Regions from separate parts of the Homo sapiens genome. Here region 1 is linked to region 2. Evidence: chromatin contacts called from ENCODE Hi-C data. All regions are on one chromosome and are shown on one strand. The core of a region is the stretch at or near the end of the contact, and the rest is flanking DNA. Distances in the headings are between cores, read along the strand shown. Region 1 holds the start of GSCAR (glioma stem cell association long noncoding RNA). Region 2 holds the start of TMEM161B (transmembrane protein 161B).

The links. A loop is a pair of places that touch in the nucleus more often than their neighbours do. Pooled maps may share reads with other maps.
Region 1: a pooled map of gastrocnemius medialis shows a loop between it and region 2 (2.0-fold over the local background). The contact joins the promoter of GSCAR here to the promoter of TMEM161B in region 2. A Hi-C loop is called at or near these places in 6 of 168 maps with a recorded cell type or tissue (CD4-positive, alpha-beta memory T cell, CD8-positive, alpha-beta T cell, PC-3 and 3 more), 3 of 37 single-sample maps with no recorded cell type and 20 of 50 pooled maps.

What each region holds. Positions count from the first base shown.
Region 1 is chr5:88,695,605-88,699,862 of GRCh38, forward strand. It overlaps GSCAR (glioma stem cell association long noncoding RNA), which reads right to left and starts at 1,540. Exons shown (of 3, transcript XR_007058863.1): 1 at 1-1,540. All of the region lies in intron 1 of MEF2C-AS2 (MEF2C antisense RNA 2), which reads left to right. RefSeq lists an enhancer at 330-1,309.
Region 2 is chr5:88,267,046-88,271,153 of GRCh38, forward strand. It overlaps TMEM161B (transmembrane protein 161B), which reads right to left and starts at 1,800. Exons shown (of 12, transcript NM_153354.5): 1 at 1,676-1,800. The coding sequence starts at 1,678. TMEM161B-DT (TMEM161B divergent transcript) reads left to right here and starts at 1,837. Exons shown (of 3, transcript NR_039995.1): 1 at 1,837-1,982; 2 at 3,481-3,540. RefSeq lists enhancers at 1,587-2,086, 1,777-1,966.

The DNA.
Region 1 (4,258 bases), core at 290-2,789, 430 kb after region 2:
GTAAGCGTGGACGAGTAATAATCTCCCGGCCTCAGTTTCCACCCTCTGCTTATATCAATTTTAAGAAGCTTTATTTTTTCTAAGATGATTTTCCCTACATATTTCTTGTCTCCCTCACTGCCATTCCCGCCCCTCCCCCCCAAAATACATTGTAAATCTTTTTCCTCCTACGGTTAATTTTAAAGAACCACAAAAGTTTGCATAAGACAGAATTTACCTGCCCATATATTTCTGTTGAAGGTGGAAAATTGTTTTTACGTGGCAAGTTTTATTTCTATTGATTTCTAAAAATTTTATCTGGAAAGAATTTGGCTCATGAGCTAAATAATATAGTTACCATTTGCTTAATAATTTTTAAGCTCTAGGCATTGAGGTAAATGCTTTATATATTTTTTCTTAGTCTGAGAACAACCATGTAAAATAGGGTTTTTCCTTCTGTTTTTCTTCCTCCCTCTCTTCTTTCCAATTTGAAAACTGAGGCAGAGACATTAAATGGCTTTCACAAAGGTATAGAGCTAGTAAGTAGCAGAGGCAGAGTCTGAACACAACTACCAACCGCTAAGTGGAAGCTCTTAGCAGAGGTCAGCCGAGTTTTCAAGTGAGGCTATAACTGCTGAAGAGTAGCCCTTCAACCTATGGTACTTGGTTGCCCATTATAAAGGAAAGCTGTGTAGTAATTTGACTTTTTATACCTTAAGAAATAATCACGGCAAAAAAAAACCCTAAAAATAATCTTTAGCTGTTAAGCAATCATCATATTGCTAGTTGTAGTGCTGTTATTCATATTTTGCAACTGTTTATATATTATGAGATAAAGCAAGTAAGTCATTATATTGGTGTCTTACAGAACTGAAATTTTTCATTATAAGTAAAAAGGAGATACAGGTGGAAGATTATTGAAATCAAATAAAAATCTTATAGCCCTGGAAAGAAAAAAAAAGGAAAGCTATGGTTAAGAAGCAAGAGTAGAAGCTGTGAGTAGTTACTACCAGTACAGAAAGCTTGAAACAGACTTGTATTCCCACCCCAATCAATGCTTCTCACAGGAGCACATTGAATCCTCTGTTATGTTAATTCTGGCAATCTCTATGTCTTCTGGGTCCTACCATCAAACCTCTGAAAGCAATTCAAATATTTTGCCACTCCCTTTGACCATTTATTTTTTAAATCTGAGATTAGAATTGTGGAACACATAGTGGATTGATATAAAGAGGAAAATCAAGCACCAGGAATAAAGATTATAAAAGAGTTAGCTCCTTGAAGGTTGTTGGTAATAGACCAATCATGCCAACATAAAAAAATTAAATACTACTTTAATGAAATTTCATACTTTTAATAAATTACTTTCATCTTGTTAGTTCTGATCTAGAATATCTTTGTATTTAACATAAATGAGATAAAATTATAAAGAGATTCATCCTCTATTTTCCATTATAACATGCATAAAGTAAGATTTCAAAAATTTAAATAAATGTGTCAGAATATTCATGGAAAGTATTCAGCTGTGAGATTATGTACTTATTTGAATAAAGTGTCTTTTTACAATATATTTGGATTCTTCTATTTCTCCACTTCCTCCTTTTTTCCTCCTCTCTCATCCTCATTTTTCTCCTCCTCATCCATTTTCCCTTTCTCTTCCTCCCATTCATTTTGTCATTGGAATCTATTTCTGAGACACATGAGAAAATGAACCTCATTAGTTTATTTTTTCCTTAAAATGGTATTTTTGAAAAAAAAAAGCAGAAGATGTCACCTTCAACTGAGGATGATATGCCAATTTGAATAGCATATCCTCTGACTGTTGCAGACATTCAGAACTATGTGTGCCATCCCAAAGAAGGTCTTCAATGGCAGCTATTTTTTAAAATGTTGTTTTACAGTCACATTCGATTTACTATTAGATTATCCTCGAATTAAAATAGCTGATACCATAATACTAAATACTAACATTTTAAAGCTATTGTTATGATGTGTTTACCATTGCCATTACTTTTAAAACCAAGGAAAGCACAGTCTGGTAAGACACAATCAGCAGTGAGATACAATCACAACACCACATAAGAGAAATGTAATGTATCATAGCTAGCCCTAGAAAAATAACATTCATCTGCTTTGTAATCTCTCAGATTCGATTGCAGCAAGGAAATATTTATACTTTCATGCAAAAACACATGAGAACCACGGTTTAGAATGGCTAAAATTTTGAGCAAAAAATAGTTTTGTCTTCATCACGTATTGTGTATTGAGCTTTTTTTGTTTTTCTCCTTCATCAACAAACTTAGCTTACCTTTCTTCTAATCTTTGAGGGCCCTGCTCTTTGCTTCCCAAGGTAATGACTGGGTCATTTGATAAAATGAGCCTAGGCTAATGTATTGATGGTTATAAATGTGTTAATGTGCAAATCTTTGGCCACAATTCCTTCAAGCTTTTCAAATCAGATATGAATCTTAATGAACACGTTTGGAGGGAATACTCTTTGTTGTCTAACTTTAGTAAGGGGAACATAATGGTACTACATAAACTCACTCTTTTAAGGCTGGCCTGTCATAAATGCTTAAATACTCATCAGTGCAATTATGAAGAAAGCCCATTAGGGAAAGAATTGAAACCTAGCATATCTGGAACATAAGATAGCTGAATTTAAAAAAAATAGCTAAGACAGCTTTAAAATTTAGACAGTAGAAGACCCATTTATAATTCTTAGACATTAATTTTAAAAGATCATTCAATGACAATTTAAATTATTGGGCTTGTGCTAGAAAGAAGACTACTCTTCTCCTATGTTGAAACCACATTCACCTTTCTGTCCCCAGAACACTTGCTTCTTCCCTTTATAATTGGTGTTCTCTATGCCTGGAACACTTCCCACAGAAATTAACATGATTGCATGCTCATTGCATTCTCAGGAAGCATTCCTAGGCCAAACTAGCTCAACCCATTACCCCATCACTCTCTACCACATTTGTATTTTAAAAATAGAATCTGTAATAATCTGAAAGAGCTTTGTTTCTATATTCGTTTACACTTTTAAATATACTTCTATTACAGGAACCACCAAGAGGTCAGGGACTTTGCCTGCCTTACTCATTACACAGCAGATACTCAGTAAATATTGAATAAATGATTAAATATGTCTATTTGTGATATAGGTCATCTTTTGGATATCTCGATCATTAGCCATTCTTCATTTGTATATATTATGCATACAAAAAAAGCACCAGTTCTGTTTTGTTTTCTAGTAACAATACATTTCTTAACCAGAAGCTAAAGTGGTTTGGGATAAGGCAGAACCTGGTTTAGAAATTAATGCAGAGAAATAGCTAGTTGGAAAGAATACTTGCTACGTACACCATTTCTTTTAGAAGACAACTTGCTAGTAGCAAGGGATTGTGTTATGCATAGATTTTACAAAATATCAAGACTACAGTAATCACTGAATACTTGCATTCATTTATTCATTAATTCAGCAAACATCCATAGTATGGCACTCTATGGTTGGTGCTGTGCACACAAAAATAATTAACATGATTCTCTCACAAGTTAGAGGTACAGTGACAGTCACCATCCTTTTAGGTAAAACTGCAAGCAGGAAAAATAAACTGCAGTGCATCTAGTCATTTTTCCATTTGCTTTCATTTCCTTCCTTCTTTAGGCACCCTTTGTATCTGGCTCTCCTTGTTTCTTCAATCAACTGTAGAAAAGTATCTGATAAAATTTCATACTAAAGTGTAAGAGATTTATATTGGCTATGTCCTAGAGATATTTACTTTATATCAAATTAGAAAGCAAATGAGAAACTCTCTAATTATGGACTTTCCAAACCAGACAGGAGAAGGTAAAATTATTTTTAAAGCCGCTGTTCCTGAAATCACACCGCCTAGGAAACTGATTAATTTGTTTATTCATTAACTTTGAGAACTTCACATTGAGCAACAAAAGGAGTCTTCTGTAAGATATAATTGGTGAGACTCCATGGACACTTCTAAAACTAAGTAAGTTCCTTCAATGCATTTAACATTTGGAGGGAGGATACTTTTGGTGTGTTCCTTTCTCTTTTTTTTTCCCTTTCCTTCTTTTCTTCCTCCCTTCTTTTTCTTTCCTCCTTCTCCTTTCTCCTCATCCTCTTCCTGATCCTTCTCCCCCTCTTGCTCTTCCTCCTTTTTTTCTTCCTTCTGCTTCATTTTTGCTCTTACTTTCTCTCCTGGAAATCCTGAAGATATGAGGAAATGTTGTAAGAAAAAAAAAAAGAAGAAAGGGA
Region 2 (4,108 bases), core at 550-3,049:
ATGAACTTAAGTATTTTAATTATACTTTACCTTCAACTTTTCAGACCAAAAAGTCAAAAATTAATCTTAAATTTAAAAAATGAAAATATGAGTTTTAGTCCAGACTGCCAAACTACTGTTACTTTAGAAAAATCACTGTCAATTTCTAGACCCCAGATTCTTTCTTCTGTAAAAATGGGGATGGAAGAGTGATTACTAGGCTTTGGTTTCTCCCAGTTCTGTTTTCCCTATCCTTGTCTAATTTCACTGATACAAAAGAAAAACAACTTTCTTAATACAAACCATATTATTCACTGAGGCTTAAAAAAAAAAACTTTAAAGAGATAGGTTATCTGGTAAAGTGCACCAGGAACTACATTATTTTGAAGGTCTTTGTTCTACATTCAGCTAAGTTTCTAAAAGTCATTCAAAAGCCAATCACCACACACATTAACTGAATGTTGGCAATATTTGGCCCTGAAAATATAAGACAAACTGAAGCTAAATTCCAGGACAGAAGCCTCTGCAAGTGAGGGTTTGAAATCTTGTATACGGTGAAGAAACTGACAATAATGAACTTCACCAGAGCCCCGTGATCTTGAAAAACAGCAAAGGTTAAGAAACCCCTTGCCCCCGTTTGTGTTCTGAGAAATTGGCTTACTGCAAAGAATCATCTTTCCTGTAGAACTTAGATAAGACTAAGGGTTGATCCATACCCCCCTACCCCTTGTTTACCTATAACAAGGCCATAACTAGACCCTTCTAATTCCCATCCTTTGCTTCGTAAATGACTTGCTGAAGTACCTGTCCCACAGATCAATCGGAACAAAATACTTATTAACCAAACTTTAAGATTCTCTTCTCTCGGGTACCTGAATTTTGTCCTTCCCTCAGTCTGAAACAACATATACAAACCTCTCCTAACAGCTCCTCCTCAGAATACATGGGCTCAGGGTAAAACATTATCTGGTTACTGCCGGATCATACCCATATTTTCATCCCAATTCCTGACATCTTATTTACCCCTACCAACAAAAGACAAACCCTTTCTGCCTAACCTTTAAGGTGCATGCAAATCTTACGGTCATTCTCCCTACTGCAACAGTTCCTTCAACCTTCCTCCACACCCCTGCAATATTCCTTTCGAATAAAGTCTGTCCTTACTAAACTCGGGTTTTTTATTTGACACCCTTTTCAATTATGAAATGGCTAAGTGTAAAGAATAAGGGGACTACCGTTTCTTTAAATGACAGGTGTTGATCTTATACAAGGAGACCCGTTGTGTCCACCTGGAGAGGCTAAAAGCATTTCTAAGATCTGAAGTTCTTGGCCACTGTTCCGCGGATGGAGAAGGGGGCGCAGAAGAGGTGACTGACCCGGCAAGGTCAACTCTGGGATCACCTGGCGCCACAGGCCATACACAGTAAATGGGCCATGAACAGGCAGGCTACCCAGTCCATACTCCCTGACAGATACGCCCCTGCCTCCGGCCCGCTAGTCTCCCAGACAGGTAGGCGTAATGCTGCTTCCTCAGGGGCTCAGACACCCTGAGATAGGTGGTGGGTCCTACCCAGCAGCTCATCCCAACGTCTCAACTCCATTCTGAGCAGAGCACCTGATGGCTCTTTTCACAGTACTGACCTCCCCGCCCTTTTCGCCCCACCGTTGTCACTCCTGCCCTCACAGAAGAACTCACCATGGCGCCTAGGATAGGTCGTGGACCAGACACCCTGGAGTTGCCGGGGCAGTCCCAAACCTCTTACCTCCCGGTCCTTGAGCCGAGAGACTCTCAAACAGCGAAAGAGAGGGTCTTCCGGCTCTGCCGGAAGTTGTGCGCGCGCGGGACAGGAAGTTCCTCCCTTCTCCAGAGCGCCGTCGACCCCACGCCACGCAGAGGTGAAGATACGCAGGACGTCCTCTAAAGCAACTTCCGTGGGTGCCAGGTTGTGGGCTGGGGGCGGTGCTGACCTTGAGAGAGCGGAGGAGGCGCAGGCGCAGCACAGGTACGTGGGCGGGCGGATCGTGGTGGCTGCGCTTGCGAGGACCCTGAGGTAGATTGGGTGGTTTCAACAGGAACGCATCCACTGTCTGAGAGGTGACGGAGGCACACGTTGGTGTGGGGAGCGGGAGGGGAGAGGGAGGGGGGCGGGTGGGGGGCGGGAGGGGGCCAGGGGTGGGAGTGAGGGTGCGCGATGGGAGTCGACTCCAGACCCAGGTGATTTAGAGAGAGTAAAGACCACCTTTGGCCGTCATTTTGTCTCAGCTTAACTGACGCCCTCTTGTTACCCTCTAGTTTTCCTGACTCGGTCCCTTATTAGCATATCCTCATTTCCACAGACCTGTCCGTCTGTTGCTTCTGTTCCCTGCCTTAGTGGGTACCGTAGCTCTACCCTCCTTCCGGGCAATGGAATCTCATAGTGAGAAGTTTCTTCACTATTCACAGGTGGCAATTGAAGCCGGAAGAACATCTACCAAGAGCAGAGAACCCAGGAAGAAAATTCTGCCTCTTTAATACGTTCCAATATGGACGTTTTCCATATAGATACCTATCTATATAGATAGATGCTCTGGGATCTGACGGTCCTGGACACCTGTATGGCTGTGTGCTGTGGTCTTTGCCTAGCCTGCGGTTCACTTTTGCTCTGGCCACCACCTCCCCTCATGTACAAACCGCGTCTCTGCTCTGCCAGTCTTGGCCCCCGTCAGGCAGCGGTTCACTCCCTCACCAGGGAAGTCTAGATAGATAGATATAGATAGATATCGATCGATAGATATAGATATATATATAGATAGATAGATAGGTAGATATATGGATAGATATAGATATTTGGATAGATATGTAGACGTCTATCTATAAATATATCGATATATCGGGGTTCTCAGCCATCCCAAAGAAGCTTGCACAGGGCCAGTTGCTTTATGTCAGGAAAAGGGACACAGACTGAGTGTATGAGGGTTTTTTTTTTCTATAGATGTATAGATATTTATATCAGATGCAAATAAGTGAAACTCTCATACAACTTTTAATTTTGTGTTTTTTCCAAACTCTATTCCATTCAACTTTTTCTGCCTTTTTATTTGATTATAATGAGACATCGTACTGGAGGCAGGCTTGAAATGGATATACAGAGCACTTTCAACCCAGAAATTTGTCTCACGACTTGGGGTCCTTACTTAAGTTGTAGCTGTTAGTAATTTCATCCATGAATTCACTTTGTGCCATAGTGTGATGTTTTGTTATGAAGTTGGAATTGGGAAGGGAAACTAGGAAGTTTTGGGAGAAGTTAAGAAGGTTGAGTAGGCAGGCGTTGTTATAGATATTAAATTTCACCCTGCTTATCAAAGTACCTGGAGCGTATGGTATCCAAGCTGTAAATGGCCCAAAGGAATCGGGGTTCTCAGCCATCCAAAAGAAGCATGCACAGGGCCAGTTATTTTATGTCAGGAAAGGGGACACAGACTGAGTGTATGAGGGTTTTTTTTTTTGTTTTTTTTTTTTAGTTTAAACTTGATTTTGTGAGGGGACGAACAGCGTGACAATTAAAAGAAGATCTGGGAATCGTAAGTACTGACAGAATACCTGGAGGGAAGGTGGGACTGGAGAATAGTTTGTGAAACAGATCCTGCTGAGGATGAATCCAGAACTTCCTGAAGGGTTCCGCTTCTGCTGTGTAGGGACAAGGTTGTAAATAGACAAGCCACAGGCACCTGCAAATGGTAAGTGTGGTAGAGAGGGGCTGGAATTGCCTGTTGGTGTATCTGTGGGAAGCAGCTGCTATCCTTGAGGAAGAAAAGATGGAGAAGGTAAGTGGCTATCAACCTGTCAGAGACAACACATTCTGTGAAGTTGTACTCTTTCATTTCTGACACTGTGGTTCTTAATATCTGTCCTAAACCTGGCAGTCATTGAGGTTCGCAAAGTATCTCCTTCTATGTGACAGTAAAACTGGAATTACTATCAGAATGGAATCCATTCCTGCTAGAGTAAAACCATGAAAAGAAATCGCAGTTTTGATTATCTGCTTATCATTTTTAATAGATCACAGAGTGCAGTGTTCCTTATTTGTTGTATGGCAAGTTGATGAATAACTCTTGATTAATATCTTTTAATGTTCTGTTTCACACAGTT